5 separate regions of the Mus musculus genome follow, and all the other regions are linked to region 2. Evidence: chromatin loops called from intact Hi-C (ENCODE). Cell type or tissue: heart. All regions are shown on one strand. Region 1 holds the start of Flvcr1 (feline leukemia virus subgroup C cellular receptor 1). Region 2 holds the start of Atf3 (activating transcription factor 3). Region 3 overlaps Dtl (denticleless E3 ubiquitin protein ligase). Region 4 holds the start of Dtl (denticleless E3 ubiquitin protein ligase). Region 5 has its middle 42 kb from the start of Nenf.

Region 1 (5,000 bases), 160 kb before region 2:
AAAATTAATACTTCATAAATATGGAGTTGATATTTTTGTTATGCTTAATGAAGCATTTACCTCGAAAACAATTCAGAACCAAAAAAATACCTTTTAAAAAACATCTGCTATCTAAACATAAAGAAACAACCGGGGGCTGGTGAGATGGCTCAGTGGGTAAGAGCACCCGACTGCTCTTCCGAAGGTCCAGAGTTCAAATCCCAGCAACCACATGGTGGCTCATAACCATCCGTAACAAGATCTGACTCCCTCTTCTGGTGTGTCTGAAGACAGCTACAGTGTACTTACATATAATAATAAATAAATCTTAAAAAAAAAAAAAGAAACAACCAATCAATGTATCAGTAATAAATTGTTTTTGATACATAGCAATTAAGTGACTTAGAAAAAGAAAGTAACTAATAAAATAGGCACACATATTTAGTCTCTTGGGGTATTTTAAACCATGATCTTGACCCAAGTGAGACTTGAAGTAAGAAAGTAACATTTTCTAGTTACATGGCGGCAGGTAACAATATATGTATAGAAAGGATTATAGATTTTTTTTTTAAACTAGATTTCCTTCAACTGAATGAATACTAAGCATCTTTTAAAATGTGACATTTACAGTGGTGACAAAAACATCAGGTGTCACAAGTGCCCTCTAGCAAAATTTTAAGTTACAATAACAAGCCTAAAATTAACAAATGCAAACATAATATTGTGGTGACTCATGGTGGTGTTTGGGAGCCTGAAGCAAGATTGTCAAGTTTGAGGCCAGCCAGGGGGACACTGTGATTTCCAGACCAGCCTGCCCTACACAGTGGAAGAGACCGTTTTAAATAAATAAATCACATACAAAAACCTTTTACCTACTATTATTTCTGTTATTCTAGTGGCATTTGAATTTATGATGGTAGAAAAAAACAAGATCATTTCTTAAGGAAGCCTTGACTTATCCCACTAACCATTCTTGATCAGTGATTTGCCTTCCACTGTCTCACGGTTAAGAACTAATAGCTGGACTCAGTAATACTGCCAAGTCTTTATCACCGGAGCATTTATTGAACATTCACTTATACGTGACCAGTAGGTGCCAAGCTGGGCTGACTACTAATACTAATACAATTAAATCAGGGCTGTTCCAAGGACATTTAACATGGAAACAAACTTTCCAGATCTCAAGACCTTTCTTCTGCAGTGGCGACAAAAACACCTGAGATCTCTTTTACCGCCAGTTTCCAAGCGTGCCCGTGTGTGCGCCTGTGTGTAGGCCAGAGGGCAACCTCGGTGTCCTTTCTCAGGAGCTGTCCTCCTCACCTGTCAGTGCTGGCTGGGAATACACCCTGGAGCCACCGTGCCAGGCTTTTCTCGTGGTGCTGGAGCCCAGTCTTCACGCTTCTATAGTATGCACTTTACCCACAGACCGTTGCCCCAGCCCGGCCTATGACTTCCTACCAGCCTGAAAGGATCCCAGTTATCTAGACGTTCCAGTCTTTACCTGATTGCCCAGCACTGCTGTGGCACAAGCCGTCGACACCTCCTTGGGTCCAAACCATACCGAGGCGACGGGGGAGGGCAAGCCCAGGATGAAGACCTGGGCCACGGAGCACAGGATCTGCCCCAGCATGGTGACCCAGAAGAGGTGCCGCTGCACGCTGCCGCACTTGACCCAGGCTCCCAGGCAGTTGAGGCCGGAGCCCAGCAGCGCCGTGAGCCGCAGGCCTCGCGTGTCCAGCAGCCAGGTGGCCGGGAAGATGAGGGGCACGTAGGCCACCATGTACACCATGGACAGCCAGTTGATGTGCAGCGGCGACACCTCGTAGAAGTCCTCGAACACGTTGCTGATGCTGCTGTACTGGATCCACTGGAAGGCGTTCACCAGCGAGTAAAGGCTGAAGATGAGCAGCACCACGAAGCGCCTCGGCGACAGCGCTGTGCGCGGGGGACACGCGGGGCATGGGACGTCCTCCCCGTCGCCCGCGGGCAACAGCCGGGCCTGGGTCTCCTCCTCCGCCGCTATCAGGGCTTGCGGCCCGCCCTGGGCTCCCGCGATCAGCGGGCCGAGCCCGGGGCCTCCGTTCAGCGCCTCAGGCCCGTTTTGCGGTACCAAGCGCGCCTCCCCGTCCGGGGCGCCCTTGGGCACTGGAAGGTATCCCTTCCCCAGCGGGTGCCCGGGCGCCACGGCCGGCCCCACCTCGTCATCGGGCCGCGCCATGCCTCCCGGCTCCCCGCCCCGCCGCCCCTTAGTGCTCCTCGCCGGCTCCTAGGTCCCACCCGGTTCAGCGCGCTCGCCTGCGCCGCTTGCTGACTAAGTGAAGCAGAGCTCACCGCGCCTGGCTCTTGCCGGCAGTCCCCGCCCCCAGGGCATCTCGTATCGCGTAGTGCGACCCTCCATCCAATCATTGAGCGTTTCGGAAGTCCAGAAAACCAATCGGGGAGTTGCCGAGAAGAGGGGCGGGGTCAAGCTTGTGAAGATGTAAGAGGAGCCCAAGGCAGGCGTTCTCTACGCTGTGGTTTGCTGGAGCTGCCAGGCCTTTCTCTGCGCTCGCTCCGCAGCGTTTAGCCTCAGGTTATCTTGGAAGGAGAGCGCCAGAAAGCATTTCCGTCCGCCCAAAGAAAGAGGCTTCCTCAGAAGCAGGCCTTTGCGTTGATTGAGCTGAGCGGCTCCATCCACGCAGAGGACTGAAGGAGGTAATGGACAGGTGCAGCCCCTGCCTGCCTCCTGTACCCCACCAGTAACCAAAGTCTGTGCATAAGCTAACCGTGTACTTGCACATCCCGGGACCGGATGAGGGCAGAGCTCCGGAAGCATCAGGGTCCTACTGGGCCTTAGACAAAGTCAGCCTGCTACCCTTTGGGAAGCTGTGCGTGCAAACACGGGGTGCCAGGACTTAAGATTTACTCACTCTCTCTCCCTCTGATCCTCCTTTTTAGACAGGGTGTCACCCGGGACTCTGTAGGCAGGTTGACCCGAATTCATGGAAATCCACCTATCTCTGCTTCCTGAGTGTTGGAATGACTCTGGCGCTAATGAGCTCACAGTGGCTGCAGGGGACCTGCAGAAGACCAAGCCCATAAACCTTTAGTCATGGGGAGATAGGAGAACTATTAACAGTTTGAGGGTGCAGAGGGACAAGGCATTGTCTATGGTGATACAGCCGCTGGGGAGTTCCCCATGCTGTGAATAGCTCCACAAAGTATTTTGTAAATTAATTCATTTCTTTAGGAAAAGTGAGGCTCGTATAGAGCGAGACTGTTCAGGGGGTAACGTCTCTTTCTGACAACCCGGCAAACCTGAGTTCAGTTCTTCAGCACCCGCAGAGTTGTTCTCTGACCATCACACAGGTGCCCTCCCCAACAAACACACTATGTTAAGAAAAGAAGGGAAACCCTGTAAGTTCTTCCCAGCACGGCTTTGTAGATGTTCCTTTGGAGGTTGTTTTAGATTATTGAGTAACTGAATTAGATTATTGAGTCTCTGAAAAAAAAAAAAAAACTAAATGAGGAACCCAATGGACTTAATCTGCGCTCAAAACGTTTATTTTGTGAATTTATAAAAATATGAATTGTGTTTTTAATGCTCAACAAAATTTATCTTAAGTATTCAGAGATGTTAATGGTCTCATGGACTGTGGAGCCTGTGAAGGCTCCTAAACAAACAAATAAACAAACAAACATGCTCAAGCTGAGCACACGCCTGTAGTCCCAGTTATTTGGAGGCGAAGGCAGAAGAATCATCCAGGCCCACAGATTTAAAGGGAACCTGGCAGCCTGGCCAACAAAACAGGATTGCATTGGAGACTTTTGTTTACTTGTTTTTCTTTTACTTATTTTTGTTTTGTTTTCCATATGGAATCTCAAATAACCTAGACTGGCCTTAAACTAAGGAGCTCACTATGGAGCAGAGAATAACCTTGAACTCCTGCTCCTCCTGCCTCAGCCTCCCAAGTACTGAGATTGCAGGCATGTGCCATCAGGTTCAGTGTTAGGCAGTGTTGAAGGCAAACCCAAGACTTCTTGCATACCAGAGAGCCACTCTGCCGCCTGAGCTACATCTCCAGCCCAAACTGTTTTAAAAACACAAATGTTCAGAAAGGGGAGCCAGGGGTCGAATGTTGGGTACCTTTCTGTCCTTGCCCAGTCATTTAGATTACTTGCAAATTGACTCCCTTTCAAAAGTCCCAAACTGGAAAAATATAGTAGATATTATTTCCCTATAATCTGGTGAGAATTGGAGATCATCTCTTACCAGATCTGACAGATAACCTCTTCCCTGCATGGAATCAGGGGTTCTTGTTTGTTTAGGCTCCTTGTGCTTAAAGGGCATTTGTCCTCTCTTTTGTTAACAAGAAGAGTTGGTTGACAACAACTCCCGAGGTTTCTGGAATGGTCGATCAGCTCTGATTTTCCCTGCAGATGTTTATGTTACTCTTGCTCTCCTTCTCATGTGCCCTTCTTGCACATGACAGAGTTCTGTTTATAACACTGTAACCATACACAAAGTCTATTTATTACCTAGGGAGTCTGTGGGAGAGGAAAAGGACATCATAACTAAGGAGGGGCTATGTGGGTGATATATATATATATACATGACATATTAAATATATATGTGTGTGATATGTTGTATATATTATATTATGTATTTTTTAAAGATTTATTTATTTTATATGAGTACACTGTTACTCTCTTCAGAGACACCAGAAGAGGGCATTGGATGTCATTACAGATGGTGTGAGCCACCATGTGGTTGCTGGGAATTGAACTCAGGACCTCTGGAAGAGCAATCAGTGCTCCTAACCTCTGAGCCATCTCTCCAGCCCCATATTATGTATTTTTATTTTGTTTTATTTTCCCCCAGACAGGGTCCCTCTACGTAGCCCTGACTATCCTGAAATTCCCCATAAGGATCAGGCTAGCCCCAAACTCACAGAGATCCTTCTACTTCTGCCTTCTGAGTGCAGGGATTAAAGGCATGTACCACCATGAGTGGCCATGTGGACCTAAAATCTACCTTTAGT
Region 2 (5,000 bases):
TATCTCCTAGTAGCTTATGATGGCTTTGAATTTTCACTTTTGATTTCCACTTCCTTCCACCAAGCTGTCTGCAAACTGTCCTGTAGTACTAGGGAACCAGTACTCCTTCCTGACTCTACATCCTGTCCTTTCTCCTGTTTGAAGGCTGGAGGCGGGAGGCTGGGCTTGAGGGTCAGAGACAGCATTTCCAGGTCTGCCTCTGGTTCTCACTAGTTGGGCACCCACTCCCGAGCCAGAGGCTTTCTGACCTTCAGTTCCTATCTGAACTGACCAGTTCCCTCCCAGGGCTGTGGGGAACAACACATCACATGCACAAACTTTAAAACATAAGGAAATTAGGATCCATACATTCACATTCTCCCTGCCCCTCAGGGACCCTGATCTAGTTCAGTTCAGTTTAGTTCTAGTCATCAGGAATTGACTGGAACCCTCAAGAATTTCAAGCCAGTCTGTCACAACTGGTGGTTGACCCCCGAGTTCCTAAGACACCAGGTGAATTACACCCAATTGGCTGACATCAGCATTCCTCCATTAGGGTTGGATTGGCCAAGATTGTGAGTTCTCACATAGGAAACCATTTCTCTCTTGAAGTTTCTGGGGGGTCCTGGCTATGTCCCTCCTCCCTTGACAAGGAACCCCTGTAGCCAGTTCCTTAAAGAATCACAGACTTTGGCTAAAGGAACTCAACGGGACTCCCAGCATTAGAATTGTCTAGCTCAAACCCCCATTTTGTCATTGAATAAACTGAGGTCCCAGAAGGAAAGCACTTGCCTAACTAAACTCACAGAGATGGGTGTGGTCCAGTCCAGCCAAGCTGCCCACACCCACCCTCTACTCATTCTGCACTACCAGGAGGACCCATCAGTTAGTTCAATAGATCAACCAAATAAGCAACCACAGAGAGAGCTGCCTGCCAGGGGGGCAACTGAGGGCTGAAGAGACCCATACCTGGCACCCCTCATAGAGGAGGCTCTGACAGAATGAAGACCAGAAGAAACTGGTGTGCCAAGAAGGGATTTAGATAGCCACAGGTGCTGGGCAATGCCTTCTTCACTCTGGGAACCTGGTCAGCAGCCTCTGAAACCTCTTGATAGAAGCAACAGCAACCCCCACCCCAGCCCCACCCGCTCCAAGCAAGAGCCTGTATGTGGTAACATTATCCCATAACAAATGCAACATGCAAAACATGTGCTCCCTTCTTGGTGACACATGCCTGTAATCTCAGCACTTGGGGACCGAGGCTAGAAGACTGCCATAAGTTTAAAGCAAGCCCCAGTTACATAGGGAGACTTTGTCTCAAAAGAGTGGAACAACAGGAGGGGAGAATAAACCTTTTAAATAATCGGGCTTGGCAACTCCTTTAATTTATAAGAAAGCTCGTGAGCTACATGATTAAATCAAATAAAATGGCTAAGAGGAAAATACAGAAATGGGAGTTGAAAATGAGCATGGGGTCGAAGCAGGGAATCAATCCAACGGGAGAGAGCTAGGAGACAGAGATGTAAGAGAGGCCCCCTTTCCTGTCCTGTCTCAGAGACCGGCTAGGAACGCTGGGTGGGGGAGCCTCCACACTGAACATCCCTCCCTGGCTCCTTTTACTTTAATTATTTTAGTCTAGAAACAAATCTGTCAAAAGCTGGCTATCTGAAGCACACAGCGCACAGAAAGGTGCTGGGCGTGTGGGCCTGTAATTTCAGCACTTGGGAGGCTGAGGCAGGAGGATTGGCCGGAGTTTTTATGGGCAGTCTGGATTACAGAGTGAGACTCTGTCACGAGAATACAAACAACCCCCCCCCCGCACGCCCCCCCCCCCAAGTACAAGTGGTTCCACACCCTGGTCCCTCCACCCGCTTGATCCGATTCCTTCGCTTCCCTTCCAATACATAAAGAAACTCAAGGGCCGGTTAAAAGTCAGCCAGAGCACAGCAAGTCACAACAGCGAGTGAGGCTGGAAGTGACGTCTCAAACCTAGCGGTCCGAAGTTAGCTGGTGCGGAGACCTCTCGGCCTTCAGCCCCGGGACAGCGCCACACCAGGGCTCGCCGCCTCCAAACTTATCCTAACACACTTTCGCTCACAGCGCTCTACGCGGTCATGCTGCCCAGATCTCTGCTCCGGGGAGCGCAAGGCGACCTCCAGCGGCTGTGCCGGACCTCCGTTCGAGCGTCCGGTCTTCATTCATTTAGCTCGATACCGGGAGCAGCGCTTCAACAAGCCGCGGCCACTGCGCCTCTACGCGGACTTAGGAGGGACCCGCTCCGAGTCCAGGGTCCGGGACAAGAAGTGATGGATGGAAGAGGGGACCCCGATCGCCAGAGTGTGAGTCACCTCCGCGCACCAGCACCCACCTTCCACCCAGACGACCTCTCCTAGTTGCAAACTGAGAGCGCAACTCCTCCGTCCCTGGGCATCTTTCACGCCTCGAGTCAAAAGAGAAAGTTCGTTCTTTCACTTTACCAGAAACTTTTTACCAGCTAAGAACGGCAGCGGCAAAGAGCGGCTCAGCCGAGCGACTGTGGCACGGACACTAGGGCTTCAGTCTCCGGTGGCGCAAGGGTCCCGGGACTGGTCACCAGAGGGGAACTTAGGGTGAGGAGGGCAGCGCTCCTCGGTGTGGCTCTAACTCACCTCCAGTCTTCGCTCGGGGCGGCCAGGGTCCAGAGAGCGGCCAGAGGCGGGTGGTCTGTCCCGCCGGCGGGCGAGCGCCAAGGACTCTGCCGGAGCGCGGGTTAGCCGATTGGCTCCACTGGGGAAGCACCGTGCGCGGCGTCTCGCTGAGTGAGACTGTGGCTGGGAGCGCGTTGCATCACCCCTTTTAAAGCCCTCGCGTTGGCAGGGAGCCCGCTTAACTCCAGGTTACCAATCCCAGGCTGACGTAATGCTATTAATAGCTTCCAGGGAGAACTGGCCAGAGGAGGGGTGAAGGAGGGACGGGGGCGGGGCAAAAGGTGGGTGGAGACCGCGGACTTGGTGATGCAAGTGCGAGAAGGGGCGGTCACGGCGCGTCCTGCGTTCCTCGCACGCCCGGGACACACACACCCGCCCGCCCTCTATCTCCTTATCAGGCTGGGAGCCGCCCGGGCGCACCGCCAGATGTGCGTATTCGCCGCTGCGTGTTCCAGGCATGAGCCAATGGTGCCCAAGCCAGCGGCATGACTCCACCGCCCTGGCATCTCTCCCTCCGCTAGGTTGGGGAAGGGGGGGTGGTGGTGCTGGGAGGCGGATCCTGGCAGTGGCCCAGACTAGGTGAGGCTGGGAAGCGGGCACGACCTTTCTCTAAAATGTGTGGTCATTTTTCTAAAACTTCAGGAAAATGTGCCTTCTTTGACCAGCGGCCTAGCCTAAGGAGGGGGCGGGGAAGGGATAGCGGTGACAATCTCCCGCGTGAAGGAGGTGCCCAAAGTTACACTCCGATGAATCCACACCGTTACCCGCCACTGTGACCTCCTCTGCCGGGGACCCAGCTAGCAGCTGTGGGTTAACGTAGACATTCGGCAGCCTCGTGCTCCCACGCCCACGGCCCCCGAACTCGCTAGGAACCCGAAGTGCTAGTGACCGGACGCGGTCAGTTCGGTTGTTGTTTTTATTTTTAATAACAACCACAAAACGTTTTTAAATGAACAGGGAATTCTCCACGAAAGCAAGAGCGTAGAAAGAGGAAAGATTTGGAGAGATCAGAGCCACCTAGCGCAGGGATAAGAAAGGGCTGGAAAAAGGCGGCTCGGCTAGTCTGGGAAAGAGGACGCTTTGATCTCTACGCTCCCGGTTTGGGCGGGGGTGGGGGTCCGCCTGGATATCAGGAAAGAAAAACCGGCTCCAGGTTTCGAGTGTCTGTCTGCAGGAACAGAGGGCTCTAGGGATACGGTGGCCGGGACTGAACGCGCACCGCTTAAAGCCGGAACACCGAGCCCTCTTGTACTCAAATCTGGTGGCGGGAAAGGCTGGGCAAAGGACTCGATTTCAGGCCAAAGCCTCAGCAGACCTGGGTTTGAAACTTGAAATTAGTTTCCCGGTTCTGACCCAGTAATTCCGAGGGTCTGAGCTGAGCGCAAGACCCTGAGCGGGACTCCATAGCTCATCAAGGGTTACACGTGCACAGACTGCGGCCCAGGAATCGCACACCTGCCTGGCAGACTTTGGCGGGCACATGTGGGGCAGGACGCTGAGGTGTAAAGACAGAGGCACCTGCTAACGCCCGCCTTTGAGAGGAAGGCGATCAGAAGGTCACAGGGAGGTAGTTTGGGGTGTGAAGCAGAACTGACCGGTGCCGCTGCCTCCATAGCACCTACCACCCGGACTGTTACGGTCCTGAGGAAAGGTCGCCGACGGTAGTACAACCGTAAGCAACTGATGGCCCCAGAGACAGACATTTCGGGCAAAATCAAGTTCTCTGCACCCGGGTTCCTCAAGTCCAAGGCAGAGTCTCGCCCTTCACAGGCCTCTGCCCTCCATCGAGGCCCCCGGAGTCTCTCGGTCCTTGCTGGCCCGGGAGGCCTAGGGTGGTTCCATCCCCGGGATCCTCTCAGATCCTGCCAGGATCTGACGGGATTACAGCAGCATCGCGCGGGAAGCGCCAGGCTAATGTTTTGCTTTGGGTTTTGCCTTGGAAACGGCTCTCGGGGCCCCACCCTCCGTCTCCCACGCCCACACCCTGCTCCACACCTCCACAACCCGGCCTCCAGCCGACCTGCCGGCAGGTAAACCCCAGGCGTGTCGGCACAACCCCGAAGAAAGTCAGGTGCCTAGAAATGAAAGTCATTTGGGATCTCCTCCTACCTGCCCCATCTTTTTACAGGCTGCCCTGGAATAAATAAACACCACTGTGCGGTGTAACAGGGAGATGGGGGAACACACGAACCCCGCCCCAGGCCGCTGGGGGCCCCGACAGAAATTTTTATTGTTTTACGGATTAAATTGGCGTTCTATGGAGGTGGGTCTTGTCTTCAAGTGGAAGGCACGGCCGACAGCCTCGAGACCCCAAGCAGCAAGACCCGCTCCATC
Region 3 (5,000 bases), 380 kb after region 2:
AAGCTGAATCTTTACCATGTTCTCTATTCTCACCAGAGTTTGAGAACCATTGCAGTAGGGCTAAGTAAACTATAAACAGTTAATACCAAAGAAATTAAGAGTTACATCCATCTTTTTGCCTAACAAATTCCTTAAAGAGAGATTTGATTCTCCCTACTGTTAAGAGCCACTCATGTCATGAATGGTGGCTCATGAACAGTCTATAGTCCTAACACTTGGTAGGCTAAGGTAGAAAGATCATGTATTCCAGGCCAACCTAAGTACACACAGAGATCTTGCCTCAAAAGCAAGCAAATACAGTAACAACTGCCTATTTACACATACACTTCTCTAAAACCTTACCACAGCAGGAGCAAGTCCTTTTGAATTTTGTTTCTTCTTGGGCTTTGAAGGGGTTTGCTTGTCTGCAGTATTGTGAGCTCCACTGATTTGATTCACTTGTCTATAAAATCCATCTGAAAGGTTCCAAAGATTTTAATGTTTTCTGATTTCAAGCTGAAAGCAATATTTAATCATTTCTATAGAACCTCAAATTTTGTGATTTTTGACTAACTAGTATAAAAACAAAACCGAAAAACCCCGAAGAGACTCAGTAGAGGTAAAGACACTTGTCACCAAGCCTGATGACCTGAATTTGATTCCCTGCTCACATGTTCAAAAGGGAAAACAGATCCACATGCGCTGTGGTTGTGTATACACACAATGAAAAAGCAAACAAAGTTTAACAAAACAAAAAAACAAAATCCCAAAGAGCCCATGGTGAGTTTAATCACACAAAGAAAGAAAAACACAGATATAGTTATAGTTTTATTCTTAATGGCTAAAACACAAACAATCAAGGCACCCTTCAGTGGATGAGTGGATACAATGTGGTATTCCTGCCCAAAGAGTAATTCTGTGCAAAGAGAAAGATACGACATGACTCCATTTATGAAAATCTGGAGAACCACGGACAGTTATAGTGGTAGCAAGGCTTCGTGAGGAAGTAGAAACACCAGAGCAGACATATTTTAGGGCAATGAAAGTACTCTATATATTACAATGGCGGATACATGTCATATATTTGTCAATATCCATAGTATGTGTAACATGAAAAATAAACCCTGATACAAATTATGAATTAATTATGTATGAGCCAATGCTTAACAGCTTAAAAATGTACCAACTGAATGACTGCAAAGGCTGCATCTGTGTAGGTGTTCAGTATATATGAAATTCTCTGCACTTTAATGCTGATATAAAATTAAAACTGCTCCACTGCCAGGCAGTGGTGGCGCACGCCTTTAATCCCAGCACTTGGGAGGCAGAGGCAGGTGGATTTCTGGGTTCAAGACCAGCCTGGTCTACAAAGTGAGTTCCAGGACAGCCAGGGCTATACAGAGAAACCCTGTCTCGAAAAACAAACAAACAAACAAAAAAAAAAAAAAACCCAAAAAACCAACCAGCCAAACAAACAAAAAAACCCAAAAAACTGCTCCACAAAAATAGTTTAACATTTTAAAATCAATACATAAATTAATAATAAACACACCAACGACCATCTCCTTTAATACCACCCTGTACAATACAAGCTTATATTCAATTTAATCTGATTTTTTTTAAAAGGCATTTTTTTGTGTGTGTGAGGGGAGTGGAGGTCAGAGGACAACTTAAGGAGTTCTCTCCTACTTGTAGGAACTGAACTTGGGTAGTTGAGGTTTGATGGATAGCACCTTTATCTGATGAGCCATCTTGTCAGGATAAAAAAAGGAAAATTAAAAGCAAACAAAAACATCTCAACCAAACCTTTATTCAGTGAACTATACATCAGTAGTTTTAATTCTATCAATAATTTAGATAGACGGAATTATAATTCAGAGACAATGTGAAACTAAGAACATCTATTAATAGCTTTGCAATAATCATTACCTTGAGACTTGAGCAGGAAGGGAACACAAGTGCCCCCTGCTGGTATCAGATGAAATCACTAGCATTTCATTTTATTTTGAGCATTAAGCACTTATTAAAATTAAGACAGAACTAGCTTACCTTTTTTGTTACACCTGGTGTCCCAGATCATAATGTTGCCGTCTCTCCCCCCTGTAGAGAACACAGCTGTGGGAAGAGGCCATCAAGATGTTGGAAACGAATCAAAGACACATTCCATTCCCCTTCCCCAGAGAACACATTCTCCAAAAGCACTGAATTTGCCACCAGAGATGATAGTAAGAAAACGACAGCGTAGCAACTGTTAGCACAGAGGAGAGCTTACTGTCTAAGATAGCTCACGCTCTACACAGTTCTCACACATTACCTCAATGTGCCTGCCAATCTAGTAGGTAAGCACTAATCTTCCTATTTTGAGGTAAGGAACGTCTAAAAGTCCTCTTTCTTAGCAGATCAAAGTACTACCTCTGGGTATGAAAGAGGCAGCAGCATTGAATAGAACACAGAATTCCCACTTATTTGTACTGTTTATATTTTAGGTAACAGTGGAAGCTAGGTATATAGCTTCAGTGGTACAGCATTTGCCTAGTATGCACAAGGCCACTGCAAAATAGGCACATTTACAAAATATTTAAAAAGGAATTCTGCTCCCTATATGGAAGAGTGAGCAATTAACAAACTGATTCAACTATAATAATAGCTATAAATTGAACAAAGTCCCATAACAACTACTTGAGAGCTTTGTGGACACTGAATAAAAACACCTAATTTTGTAGGAGTTAACAACTAAATCAGGTGATTAGATGGAGCAATCGAGGCAAAGGTAACCAAATGCCAACAGAGAAACCTGCCAGCTTCCTTTTAAGATAGAGGAAGCAGGAAAGAGACTAGGGGTGGAGAGGGGCTCTATCACAACAAGAGCTGCCCAAGCAGCAGGTGAACTAGACACAGAGAGAACCTTTACTTATGTCTTCAAACTCAGCCTCTCTGGATGATATAGTGGAGTTAACAAATTGACTGATAGATCCATTGCTCTCCCATATTAATTACTACACAACTCTGAGTAAACTAAAAACTGTTTAAATACACAGTTAAAAACAGAAAATTTTATGGTATATAATATGTTTTGAATAGTTTGCCCTCTTATCCTCCAACAAGGTAAAAGTAGGGCTCTACCTTCATCAAAGCAGCTTCTTTTGGCAGCAGATGGAAACTGTTTACATACAGAGAGCCACACTGCTCAAGATTCAAATAAGTCATGGTCGTATGCCCACCCTCAGTTGGTACATCTATAACATAACTCCTACACCCAAGACCCAGTGAACACTGCAGGAGCCAGAGTGTGAAAGATTCCGAGAGCCAGAAGGGCAGAATACCTGCTCTGAGATGGTGGCTTCTAGACGGCCACTGTGCCTCTGAGATCTCAACAGTGTGGCTGCCTAATCAAAACCTACACAATGACTATACCAGTTGACATGCTAGCATGGGTAGAGGGAATTTCATAAAGCTTCACCCTTAGATGAAGAACTATAGGAAAATCAATTTCCTCTATGGACCAGCCTCCCAATAAATTTCTAATCCCCAGGGGTCAGCCTTAAATACATGCACAAAAAAAGCAACATTAAATGGACTCAGTAGGTTGTACATAGTGGTAGGTCCAAAGGAAACTATTTTCCCAAATTCCAAAAGGCAGATGAGGCAAAAGGCTAACTGTGGTGCTTATTAGCATTCCAAAGCACACTTTGTCCTTCAGGTTCCCTTGGCATCAAAAGTACCTGTTACAATTTTCTAAGTCCTAGCTCTTCTCACCATCACTACTCTAATAAAACTTCCCCAGTTCATGCCCCCCCCCCCCCATTACTCACTGTCCTTATAATCCTGCTTTTTCAGCTATGTTCCCTCTGTCTAAACCCTTCCCACTTTGTCCCTCATGCTTTGCTCATGGCCGGGTCCAGTCTGCTGGCTGGCCATGTTTAGTCTACTTTTTCTCTCAGTTCTATTCTTCTCGATACCATTGGATTTTCTCTCTCATACCTACAATAAAAGCTTTCTAATACCATGGACTGGTCATATTGTCAGTTTGTACATATATACTTGCTAGTGTGGCCCACTTTCCCTCAGCCAACCAAAAATTCAAATTAACTTTCAGGTTTTTATCTCTAAACAGGTGTGAGCTTTATTATACTTCTGCTTAATAATGAAAAATTAGGAAAAAAAATTGTCAGAAGGTCTGCCCATGATCAAGCAGGAAGTAGCTAAAAGAACAGCAATATCCCCACAGTTACAGACGTCTGACACATACATACATACATATTTGAGAATGTGGAGTTACACACGATGAGCTGGAGGGGAGAGGTAGAAATACTATGAATATAATATTCACTTAGGAAATTCTCAAAGTTAAGTTTAAATTTAAAAAACATTCCTCAACTGTAGCAATACACTGGAATCCCTTGATGAAGTAAAACAGACAGACAGGCGCACAGATAACCTGGCTCAACTACTAGAGATTACCATTGAATTAGCATGTTAAAAAAACCATCAGATAACCAAAGATCACTAGTGTTGAGAACCACCAGTTTAGGATGAAGAACTGACTGGCTTTAAACAAGGTGAAGAATTAGAAAGGTTCAAATATATTTAAGTTTTTAGGAGACAAGAAAATACATTCACAGTTAATTTAAATTATCTACCAGAAAATCTAATGCTATTCCTCCTCATTCTGGCCAAAGTGCCTAACTTACCAGTCTTTAGAGGACAGCCATTCAGGGAGGCAAATTTCACTAGCACCAACTAGTATCCAATTAGGATTCACTACTATTCAATTAGGATCATTAGTATCTTGTTCATATAGGGTTGAATAAACTGGACCAATCAACTTTTTTACTATGTTAGCATAAAACTAAAAAAAAAAAAAAAAAAAAAAAAAAAAACCACATAAAACCCCCACTAACATTTATAGTCTCCAGGTTTTTTTAAAAAATGAGTACAGGGGCTGGTGAGGTGGCTCAGTGGGTAAGAGCACCCGACTGCTCTTCCAAAGGTCCAGAGTTCAAATCCCAGCAACCACATGG
Region 4 (5,000 bases), 390 kb after region 2:
AATAGGATAAATTTGCGGAGAATTAAGATAGAAATATTCAGAAGAAAAAGCAACCATATAAAACATCGAACAGTAAGCATTTGCTCACCTTTTCAAAAACAGAGACCACGACTTCCACGTTGGTATAGTTGTTTATAGTGTCAGATGTATTTAAAAGGCTAAAATAGTATTTATCTTAAGATGCTAACTCACTATAAGGCTAAAAATTATAATTTTGCATGTTTAAAGTTTATAGTAAAAATTCTTAGATATGGATTTAAAAACTCACAAAAGTAATTATATTTCCATCTTACAAATATCGGTAGAGAAAGGAAACTAAAGGCACATTTAGAGGCTTGTTATGATCAGGGAGTAAAGTATCAGGCCCAATGGTGGGGATGGAATAGAGAAAATGGAAGACTCAGTTTGAGGTAAAGAGGCTGAATCTGTGGGGATGGAAAAAGAGATTCAAGCAGACTTAAGGGATTTCTTTTTTTTCTTTTGAAAATGTCATAATGAGGAATATGGAGTCTAAGTTTTAGCTGGGGACACCAGTTTAAAATAATGTCACTCCCAAAAATTGGGAAGAAGCCAACTCAGTTTGGGGCATTAGAATATAAGATGCTTGTATGCCTAACTGTCTAGATTAAGTTCAATACATACAGCTTTTACAGAAATTAACCCAAAACATAGGGAATGGAAGAGTGTAGCAGCAGTAGAATCCTTACTTACGGCTATAATCATTTAAGGCCCAGCAACACCGGAGGGGAAAAGAGATGCAGACTTCAGGAGGTAACAATCAATGAATGCCAGTGCCTATCACTGAACGTCTGTCTGGCTATCTGTAAGCCGGAACGACAGACTGAAAAGTGGGTAGACAGAAAATGTAGCACATAGGAAAAGAGGTGGAGTTGAAACTCAGACGCTCCGAAGACCGCTCACAACCATTGTGCAGGGCGGCCATTCCTAACACAGGGCGAAGTAACTTTTGTAAAGTTCGAGCAGAGAAAGAGGCAGAATGTAACTACAAGAGTATCCACAGAGGGAATACGACTACAAAGTTTTAGATCCGGGCAGGACCTCAAGGAGCTTTTCCTCTTCTCAACATTCTTAGGACCACTCTTCAAGGTCTTAGTTTAACAACACATCAGCCTAATCGCATCTCAGATTGCCAATGTTTTTAAGAGTACTGTAGGAGATGAGCTGGCTTTCTATATGCTAACAGGAGAACATGGCTGAATTCCACCGTGAAGAGAAAAACGAGTTTAATCCCATTTCTGGAAGTACCTCGGCATCAAGACACATTTGGAACAATACCCTTCCATCCATTACCCGTGGTCACCTCGTGGGTGTGGCTATGGGCATCTTTTAGTCTGTATTTTAGGACTTTTCAGAGCCTGCAGAGATGGGGGAGGGGACTTTGGCGCCTTAAGATTGAGTTCCTTAACTGCGGGCCATGCGCGCTGGTGCACAACGAACTTGCAGGGATCGCTAAGGTTCTGCAGAGACGGCAGGCACATCGCTGGTGCCAAAGCGTCTCCCACCCCCGACTCTCACAAGCGTGCACTCTCTAGTTAACGCGCGATATTGACGTAAGCAGCCAGGGGCCCGGGACGCCACTGAGCGTCCTAACTTCGGCCTCCGTTCCGAACTAAAAAGCTCGATTACGGTGAAAAGCGTCCGGAAGGAACCCAAGCACGATGTTCTTCGGCGGTCCTCGCTCGCCCGGATTCGCTCCGGCCGCGGGAGACCTGGAGGCCCACAGTCGGCAGCGATCCAAGGTGGAGCGCCTGGGGGGAGGTGGTTCCCGCCACGGCCAGCGGCCGTTGGGGCCGTTACTCACCGTTCCTCAGGACGCCGAGCTGCGGCTGGCGGAGTACCGAGTTGAAGAGCATCTGGGCCTGAGGAGAAGGCTCAGCTGAGGGGAACGCCGAGAAGATCGCCCCCAAGTTCCACAGGAGCCGCCGTCTGCACCCTCCACAACGCGGCGCGGTTTCGCCTCCAACTCCCGCCACTAAGAGCCCCGGCCGCCAAACTCCGCGCCAAACTGACGTCACGCTTTCTGATTGGCTCTCGTCGCAGCGTCCTGGCGCCTCGAAGGCTCGCCCCCATCCTAAGCTCCGCCTCCCTCTCGCTCAGCCGCGGGAACCCAAGGTTCACAGGCTCCCTGAGCGCCTGCGCGGGGGGGCCCAGAGAGGAACTGGCGAACCGCGGGGCGACCGAGGCGCATGCGTACACTGCCTGACAGCGCGCGGAGGGAAAAATCCGCGAGACCGCGGCGGGAGAAGATGGCGGTGCTGGGGTAGAGTTTGCAATCTTTGTGACTGGGCGAGTCGGGTAACTGTCCGGGTCATGGCGTCAAACTCAACCAAGTCGTTCCTGGCCGATGCCGGCTATGGCGAACAGGAGCTGGACGCTAATTCCGCTCTTATGGAACTGGACAAAGGTACGGAGGAGGGACGCGGGCGAAGCGTCTGGGGGGAGTGGCGCCACCTAGTGGCGGCAGCTACAGAGGCTAGAAAGGCGCATGCGCCGATGTATGGGGCGGGAAGCACGGCTGCTAGTCTTGGAGCCAGCGCTTAGGCGCATGCAGGGTTGCTGGAGTAGCCTTGCACAGTTGGAGCAGAGGCTCGTGCTTGCGAGGATGCCTTTGACCACTTGGGGGCACAGTCTCTGGTTTCCCAGGCAGCAAATAAGATAAAGTGCTGAATTTTGAGATTATTTTTTAAAACGTTCAGTGCAGGTGAAGCCTTCATTAAGAGAGCCAAATGATTTTCTGAGCGTTTTACAGCGATTTGTCTTGCGAGACTGTCAATTGCGCGTTCTAAAGCAGGTTCCATGTGGATGAGAACATCCGAAAAGCTTGGCTGAACGCGCTCATTCTCTGCACACAAGTTCCACGAGTTAGTTCCCCTTATACAGGTAGCTAAGAGAAAAAATTTTAGGGTTAGGAGTTAAATTCCAGTTCTACTAAAGTGATTATGGAATGCGGCATTATCATCTAGCCTCGATATGTCAGCAAAGTGGGCACAGTATGTCAGCTGTTGTAAATGTTAAATGGCAGTGGTATGCGAAAAGATGCCTTTATTAAAGGCTGAAGAGGGACTTTGACAGATAGCTATCCATAAAGAAGTCCTGTGTAAATGTGAGACCTTTGCTTCAGTTTCCTGCCAAGGTTTTTACACTATAGGCAATTCTTGGTTAACTGTAGCCAGTGTGTAACCTGTAGAGAACGGGACTGGAAACCAAGGATCTGTAAGTTCAAGTCTGGGGGGCAGGGTGTGCCAAGTAGGGACTGGGGGATGCTGAGAGAACCTGGAGGTCAATTAGACTTTGGCATGTTAAATATGCACCTTAGTTCCTTGTCCAAGTTTGAAACCAGTTACAGGTAAGAGTTTTTTACGTTTTACTAAAGTCTGTGACATCCAGGTTGGCCTGTACTCCCTAAAGCCAAGGATAACTCTCAACTTTTGATCCTCAGCCTCCCAAGTCCTAGACCTGATGTGGCCCATTACACTGTTTTATTCAGTGCCAACTCCCTTCCCACCGAAATGTGTATGGCTCTAGCGTAGCTAATCTTGTCCCAGGCTAAGAGTAGATAGTGTTGTAGAGCAGGGTAAGGATATGGAGCAAGGAAAGGAAGGACATCCAGAGTTACCTTCTAAGTGTTGTGAGCCAGTGTGATGGTTTACTGTGTGAAACACTTCCTGTGCAAGCCTGACAGTCACACACATGTGCACACATACATACAATAACAATGAAATAAGGTTTACATTAAAAAAAAAAAAAAGATGCTGCGGCTGTAGGGATGACTTAGCCTTTAAGAGGCCACACTGCTGTTTTGTGGGACCAGAGTTCAGTTCTCAGCACTCACACCCCAAACCTCACAACTGCCTGTAACTCTAGAGGGTCTGTTATACACCCATCTCTCCCTCCCCCTACATACACATAATTAAAAGTGAAGCTCTTTGAAAGAAAAGGTTACAGTTGTAATGAAAGTAATAGTACAACCTTTTTAATAAGAAGAGTTGAAATTAAAACACATATGTGTAAGAAATAAGTGGGGGCTGTTGAGTGTTTTACAGATAAGCCCTAAGCTCAACAAGACACATTGTATCAGCCGGGAACAGTAGTGTGACACATTGCTAAAGGCTGAGTCCCACATATTACTCTAATAAGTGTAGCTTTTCCTAATGTAGATTATTATCATCAGACCAAGTATTTGCCCCTCCAGTGATTGGAAGTTGTCCAGATGAAAACAGGCAAGATCCCCTTCCTGCAGAGAGAAAGGTTTAGTGACATCACTCAACCTGATGGCTCTGTGCACACCTGGCTTTGAGAGGATGGGTGGGAGTGGGGAAGGTGACTCATTCCCTTTCTTGCTGCACATGAGTGGAAGCTGGTGAACCTAATGCTGTAGGAAAAGCCTGATCGTGGAGTGCTGATTCAACTCTTGAGAACTGGGTGAGAGTCAGGACAGAATCCACACACTAGGATTTCCTAGCGTTGTTACCATCCACCCAGTTCCACCATCTTAATTCTCCCTGTGAAGACCACTGTTGTACTGCCCATGTGTGCAGGAATGTAACTGGTGTTAGGGAGTGAGGACTCAGCACAGCCCCTCTGAGAGAATGAATGGCCTTAGCCACTGGGTTGGGTGTGCACTAGGCGGCTGACGCCATGTCATTACTGGTGGTTTTAAGAGTAGTAGAAACATGGCCCTATGGATTCAGACTTTTTTTTCCTGAGGATATTTATTACCAGACTACATTTAGTCTGACAGCATTGGTAAGTGAACCTTTAAGGTTATATAGAATCTAGATTCAGCAACTAGTTTACCACATTGAAGCTGAATTAGGGAGCATGGACTCTGCAGTTTGGTTGGTGACCCTGATGGACAAGGTCAGATAAACTAAACAGAAATCCACTTATTGAAACCATGGCCTTACTTTTATGTATGACTGTGAGCTGTTGTCTTATGATTTACAATGGGAATTATTAAATAGTCTCATTTCTTATTG
Region 5 (5,000 bases), 93 kb after region 2:
CTGTCAATAAAAAGCTGATGGCCAATCAGGTGAGGCAGGATTAGAAGGTGGGACATCCAGCAGAAAGACAGGAACTCTGGGATAGAGCAGGAGGTGGAGAGATTTGCCCCAACTCTGAGGAAGTCGGCCGTATGAATCTTGTGCCAGACATAGACTAGAATAAACAGATTATATAAGTTACAAGCTAGTTGCTGAACAAGCTAACACTTATGAGCTAGGCATATATTCATAAATAATTAAGTCTCAGAGTAATTGAACAAAGAGGTTGGGTTGAAAAGCTCACAGTTACAACTTATGCCTAATGCAGCATAAATGCTGTGTAAATAGTTGGTGAATATGTTGTTTAAAGAATGAAGCCTGTGCAGTACAGATGGGGTTCTGAAGTAGTTTTGGTGTGCAGCTGTGGGACCCACAGGTAGAGAGAGGCAGGTGCTGCTTATCTGTATCAGTGATGTGAAGTGTTTTATCTGGACCATTAGAATAATGTACTGGGATGTTTGTTGTGGTCACTCAAACTGTCTGATCCCTTCCCGTATTTATAGAGGCTCCAGTCCATGCCTGGCTTGCCCATTGCTTTAGGGCCATGAGCAGGGTCACAGTGTGGTAGGATTGGGTGGCAGGGCCCTGCCTGGAGTGGAAAAGAAAGAAGAGAAAGGAGCTGAGGTCCCAATACCCCACCCAAAGACATGCCCCCAGTGACAAGAAGACCTCTCTCTAGGCCCCACCTCTTAAAGGTTCTACAACCTTCCATGGGCACCGCTCTAGGGAGCAAGGCTTTACCACATTCTGGAGAAACTCATCCAAATGATGAATCAATTGACTAGTTTGTTCATCTATAACCTGAAGAAAACCTGAAGTGGATGGGCGAGGGCTTGTGTAGTGGCTCTACACCGTGTTCCCGTTCCCAGGCTCCTACTACCTTTCTGTACTGCCACACTTAGGATGAGGTGTGTCTTCTATTGTCAAGATTGCCATATGGTCATGGCACTGCCACCACAACTCCAGTCATCCTATCCTCATTATAGACCAGAAAATGAAAATGAAGATAGTGGGCAAAGCTGCTTGTCAACTGAGCCTCCTTGAAGTGCTCTCTCAGAAGCCCCTTAAAGTGCTCCCTCAGATGCCCCTTGAAGTACTCCCCCAGAAGCCCCTCGAAGTACTCCCACAGACGCCCCTTAAAGTGCTCCCTCAGATGCCCCTTGAAGTGCTCCCCCAGAAGCCCCTCGAAGTACTCCCTCAGACGCCCCTCGAAGTGCTCCCTCAGAAGCCCCTCGAAGTGCTCCCACAGATGCCCCTCAAAGTGCTCCCTCAGATGCCCCTTGAAGTACTCCCCCAGAAGCCCCTCGAAGTGCTCCCACAGACGCCCCTTAAAGTGCTCCCTCAGATGCCCCTTGAAGTGCTCCCCCAGAAGCCCCTCGAAGTACTCCCTCAGACGCCCCTCGAAGTGCTCCCTCAGAAGCCCCCTGAGCAGTGTCTGCTTCTATCTCAGTGACCACACCAGTGATCTAGGAGCATCCTACCTGCAAGTTAGTCTGGGAAATGTAGTTTCTTGGCTGGGAGCATTGCTCCCTGAGGTGAACAATGGGCATCTCTAATAAGGAGAAAGGATGGGTAGATGAGGGTGGTTATGAGATGGAGCGTGTCTAGGGTAGTATGGCCGTAGACTATCACAGCTGAAATAATGGAGTTTATGGATGAGACAGGTGCCCATAGAATTCACTTACCACAGGCCACTCCCCTTATTAAAGTGCTATGCAATCCGGGAAGGGGCGGCTAATTAATTGAAGGAGTGATTCCAGTTTCCAGTTTGGAGAAAAAGAAAATGAAACCTAAAGCCACCCAGTAACTCACCTGGAATCACCCATGGAGTCCTGATTTCACTATCTCAACTATGCCAGGCTTCTGCTTGCCTGCAGACCTCACCTGCCCAGCTTGGCCTGTCTCAAAGAGAGACGCTCTCAGGGGCTCTCAGAACACTCTCATGACCTGCCCGGAGTCTCCTCAGGACAGTCTCAATAGCTCAGAGTGGCAATTTATAAACAAAGACCTTACTTAAGGATTCATTCTGAAAATAACTTAATCTATTTTATACCTTTTTAAAAAATCACATGTCAAGTTAAAAAAAAAATGAAAGGGGACATTTTCAGAGGTCGAGAGCCTTTTTATTGGAGACCCCAGATGCAGGGCAGGGCAGGGAACCCGAGGGTGGGGCAGCAAAATAGGCGCTTACTTGGGAGCCTCTGTCTGGGAGGCTCCGGGGAATGGAGGCCGACTTGAGGAGCGAGCTGCTTGTCCTTGTGTGTAGCAGTAGAACTCTGGTTGTCCTGTGGCTGGGGTCATATCCTTACCGAAGGGCCCATTGTAAGAAAGGTCGGTGTATCCCTAGCCCACTACCACACACATGCACGTCCTGAGAGTGGAGGAAAGCCTAGGGTCTCAGGGATTAGACTGCTCTATGGCCCGACAGCGGCTGTGACCGAGCGCCCCCATGGGGCGGCATCTGGGACTGCATGTAGAGGGACTGACACAGCGATGAATGTGACCCAACACAAAACCACAGGCTTACTTAAGACCTTATGAGGGACTTTTGTCATCCTGTTTTGTGATTCAACTGTGTAGTTCTGAGCATAAACTGTAGATGACAACACCACATTGCAGTATCAAAAGGTCGATCACGACTGGCGGGTGACCTGAGTCAAGGAGTATATGTAAGCCCCTGACTTCTGAGTCCTAACATAGTGTCATAACTGGTGTGGTGACATATGCCAGTAATGCCAGCACCCGGGACACTGAGGCAGTAGGATTGCTATGAGTTCAAAGCCAGTCTAAACTGTGCAGGAAGTTTAAGGCCATATAGAACTTGGGCCCTAATAGCCAGACGCTGTTTCAGAAAACAAAACGTATTTCACTGCGACTGTTTGTGGTAGATAATGATGTCATTATTAACGACATATTCCAATAAATACAGAAAGAGTGGGCTGGAGGGAGGAGGGCTGAACAGTCATTTCTGTTTCAAGATAAACTAGAGCCATCCTTGACCTCTGGTGGTGCTTAGAATGTTAAACTATGACATGGAAGGACTCATGTGCTCCAGTGCTGTCTGAGCAGGCGCAGAGCTCTGAACCCTGCACCTTGCTTTGACAGACAGGTGAGAAGTGGGAACACAGCCAAGGGCCAGCAAAGTGGCTCAGTGAGGAAAGGCGCTTGCTGCCAAGTCTAGTGATCCAAGTTCAGTCTTTGGGACTCATATGGGGGAAAGAGGGGCGCAACTTTCGTAAGGTATCCTCCTGCCTTTACAGGCACACACATGCATCACACACACACACACACACACACACACACACACACACGCACGCACGCGCGCACACACACACACACACACACACACAGGTAATTTTTTTTTTCAAAGGAGAAAAACAAAACCCCAGCAGATCCATTGGAAGTGTCACATGGGACTTTCCTGGGCAACTGAAAATTTACTTTTTAAATTTATAAATTTGCTTTTTAAAGTGTTACGCTTAGCCAGGCGTGGTGGTACGAGCCTTTTATCCCAGCACTCTGGAGTCAGAAGCGGGAGGATCTCTAGAAGCTCCAGGCCAGCCTGGTCTTCCAAGACCCTGTCTACGCAGCAGTCATTATACTCTCTAGCCGTCAAGCTCAGAGGTGGTGTTCCTAAGTGTGCGGCTCCTTCCTGCCTCTTGTGCAGCCGTTTTTCTGACATCATCTCTAATGTCCCCGAGCCTACCTGACCTGGGTGCCATCTTGGTTTTCTGTTTTTATTTTGTTTTTCTGATTTTCCTCACCCTCCAGGTGTTTATGTTGCACTTTGCCGGAGGACTTCTCACCCAGACATTTGGTTTGGCGTGGTTTTGGGTTTTCGAGACAGGGTTTCTCTTATAGCTCTGGCTGTCCTGTACCTCACTACATAGGCCAGGCTGGCCTGGAACTCACAGAGTTCGGCTGCCTCTGCCTCCCAAGTGTGGGGATTAAAGGTGTGCGCCACCATGCCTGCTGTTTTACCACCTCTAATCAGCTCTGGGGTTGAGACCAAACAGGAAAGCTCGCAGCCAGTCTCAGGGACAAAGGAAGCTGTCACCACATGCCGGTGTTGCATTGTCCCTTTCAAAGCTACCATTCATTTTCTCAGCCATTCTGTGAGACAGAAATTTCTGTCTTTATTTATAAATCAGGGACCAAGGCTCAGAGAGTCTGGACAACCTGTCTGAAGCCACCCATCAAAGGGCAGGTCCAGCTCCTGGTTCTGATCCCAGTTCTTATTCTGAATTCTTGCTCTTAAACAAAAACTTTGCAGAGGGAAAAGATCCTGTCAGTCACATGAGTGAAGGGTTTCCTCATGATGACACACATAATCCCTGTCTGTGCTCGGCTCTGGTTGGAATCCCAGCTCAGCGGAGGGCCCCTCCCCTTATATGACTAGGGCACTCAAGCCAGGTCATGTGATTACCTTCGCCCATGAGCAGGCATTTCTCCATGTGACATCACACAACAGTTGAGGCTTGCCCAGGTGCTTCGTGGCCTCCCGGGGCTGATGCGGAAGTTTCATTTCTCTGGGTGACATCACACTCCGGTTGCTGACTGCCCAGGTGCTTCATGGCCTCCCGGGGCTCACGCGGAAGTTGCATCATCTCTGATGCTTGGCTTTTAAGTTGTTTGTCTTTGGCTAATATTAAGCTGGAACGGGGTCAGGGAAAGTTGTCAAGGCAACCAGACAGCAAATACACTTGCTATAGCCCTCGGGTGAATCATTTCATAGGCCTGCAGAAGGCCAGGGCTGGGCCTCCATGTAGAAGAGACTGAGTCTGGTACAGTGACGCCGCCCCGCCCCCCCCTGCCCCAAGCACTGGCCACTTAACCTGCTTTAGTGCATGGCCTCCTCAGCTCTTAACCCAAGGAGAAGGAGGCAAGAGACCCATTCTCCAAGCCACAGGCCAGAGCACATTTCCCCCTGGAGTGTCTCAAACCTTTGTGTACACAGAATC

The links. A loop is a pair of places that touch in the nucleus more often than their neighbours do. Peaks named below come from ENCODE experiments on the same cell type or tissue, not always from the same donor. Only the 100,000 strongest peaks of a DNase experiment are listed, where the experiment ranks them.
Region 1: it touches region 2 in a loop (5-fold over the local background); 3 of 42 quality-filtered maps call a loop at or near these places.
Region 3: it touches region 2 in a loop (3.0-fold over the local background); 2 of 42 quality-filtered maps call a loop at or near these places.
Region 4: a loop joins it to region 2, with 2.1 times the contacts of the local background. A loop is called at or near these places in 2 of 42 quality-filtered maps.
Region 5: a loop joins it to region 2, with 2.5 times the contacts of the local background. A loop is called at or near these places in 21 of 42 quality-filtered maps.

Annotation. Positions count from the first base shown.
Region 1 is chr1:191,023,897-191,028,896 of GRCm38, forward strand. It overlaps Flvcr1 (feline leukemia virus subgroup C cellular receptor 1), which reads right to left and starts at 2,294. Exons shown (of 10, transcript NM_001081259.1): 1 at 1,481-2,294. The coding sequence starts at 2,197. A230020J21Rik (RIKEN cDNA A230020J21 gene) reads left to right here and starts at 1,455. Exons shown (of 2, transcript NR_027298.1): 1 at 1,455-2,673. In heart, a CTCF peak has its summit at 2,308; DNase peaks (open chromatin) are centred at 1,315 and 2,355; H3K4me3 peaks cover 2,628 bases; H3K27ac peaks cover 2,267 bases.
Region 2 is chr1:191,180,466-191,185,465 of GRCm38, forward strand. It overlaps Atf3 (activating transcription factor 3), which reads right to left and starts at 2,868. Exons shown (of 4, transcript NM_007498.3): 1 at 2,628-2,868. In heart, CTCF peaks have their summits at 2,125 and 3,675; DNase peaks (open chromatin) are centred at 2,196, 2,806, 3,076, 4,576 and 3 weaker places; H3K4me3 peaks cover 4,157 bases; H3K27ac peaks cover 3,347 bases; H3K27me3 peaks cover 335 bases.
Region 3 is chr1:191,561,083-191,566,082 of GRCm38, forward strand. Dtl (denticleless E3 ubiquitin protein ligase) reads right to left here. Exons shown (of 15, transcript NM_029766.3): 6 at 2,029-2,094; 7 at 343-455. Among named protein-coding and RNA genes, the nearest start is that of Dtl, 12 kb to the right of the region's middle. In heart, a CTCF peak has its summit at 1,952 (motif pointing left); no DNase peak of the experiment used is centred here.
Region 4 is chr1:191,573,527-191,578,526 of GRCm38, forward strand. It overlaps Dtl (denticleless E3 ubiquitin protein ligase), which reads right to left and starts at 2,018. Exons shown (of 15, transcript NM_029766.3): 1 at 1,823-2,018. The coding sequence starts at 1,874. Ints7 (integrator complex subunit 7) reads left to right here and starts at 2,110. Exons shown (of 20, transcript NM_178632.6): 1 at 2,110-2,425. The coding sequence starts at 2,332. In heart, no CTCF peak of the experiment used is centred here; DNase peaks (open chromatin) are centred at 1,485, 2,125 and 2,505; H3K4me3 peaks cover 3,780 bases; H3K27ac peaks cover 2,498 bases.
Region 5 is chr1:191,273,221-191,278,220 of GRCm38, forward strand. No RefSeq gene overlaps it. Among named protein-coding and RNA genes, the nearest start is that of Nenf, 42 kb to the right of the region's middle. In heart, a CTCF peak has its summit at 2,489; DNase peaks (open chromatin) are centred at 2,491 and 4,631; H3K27ac peaks cover 840 bases.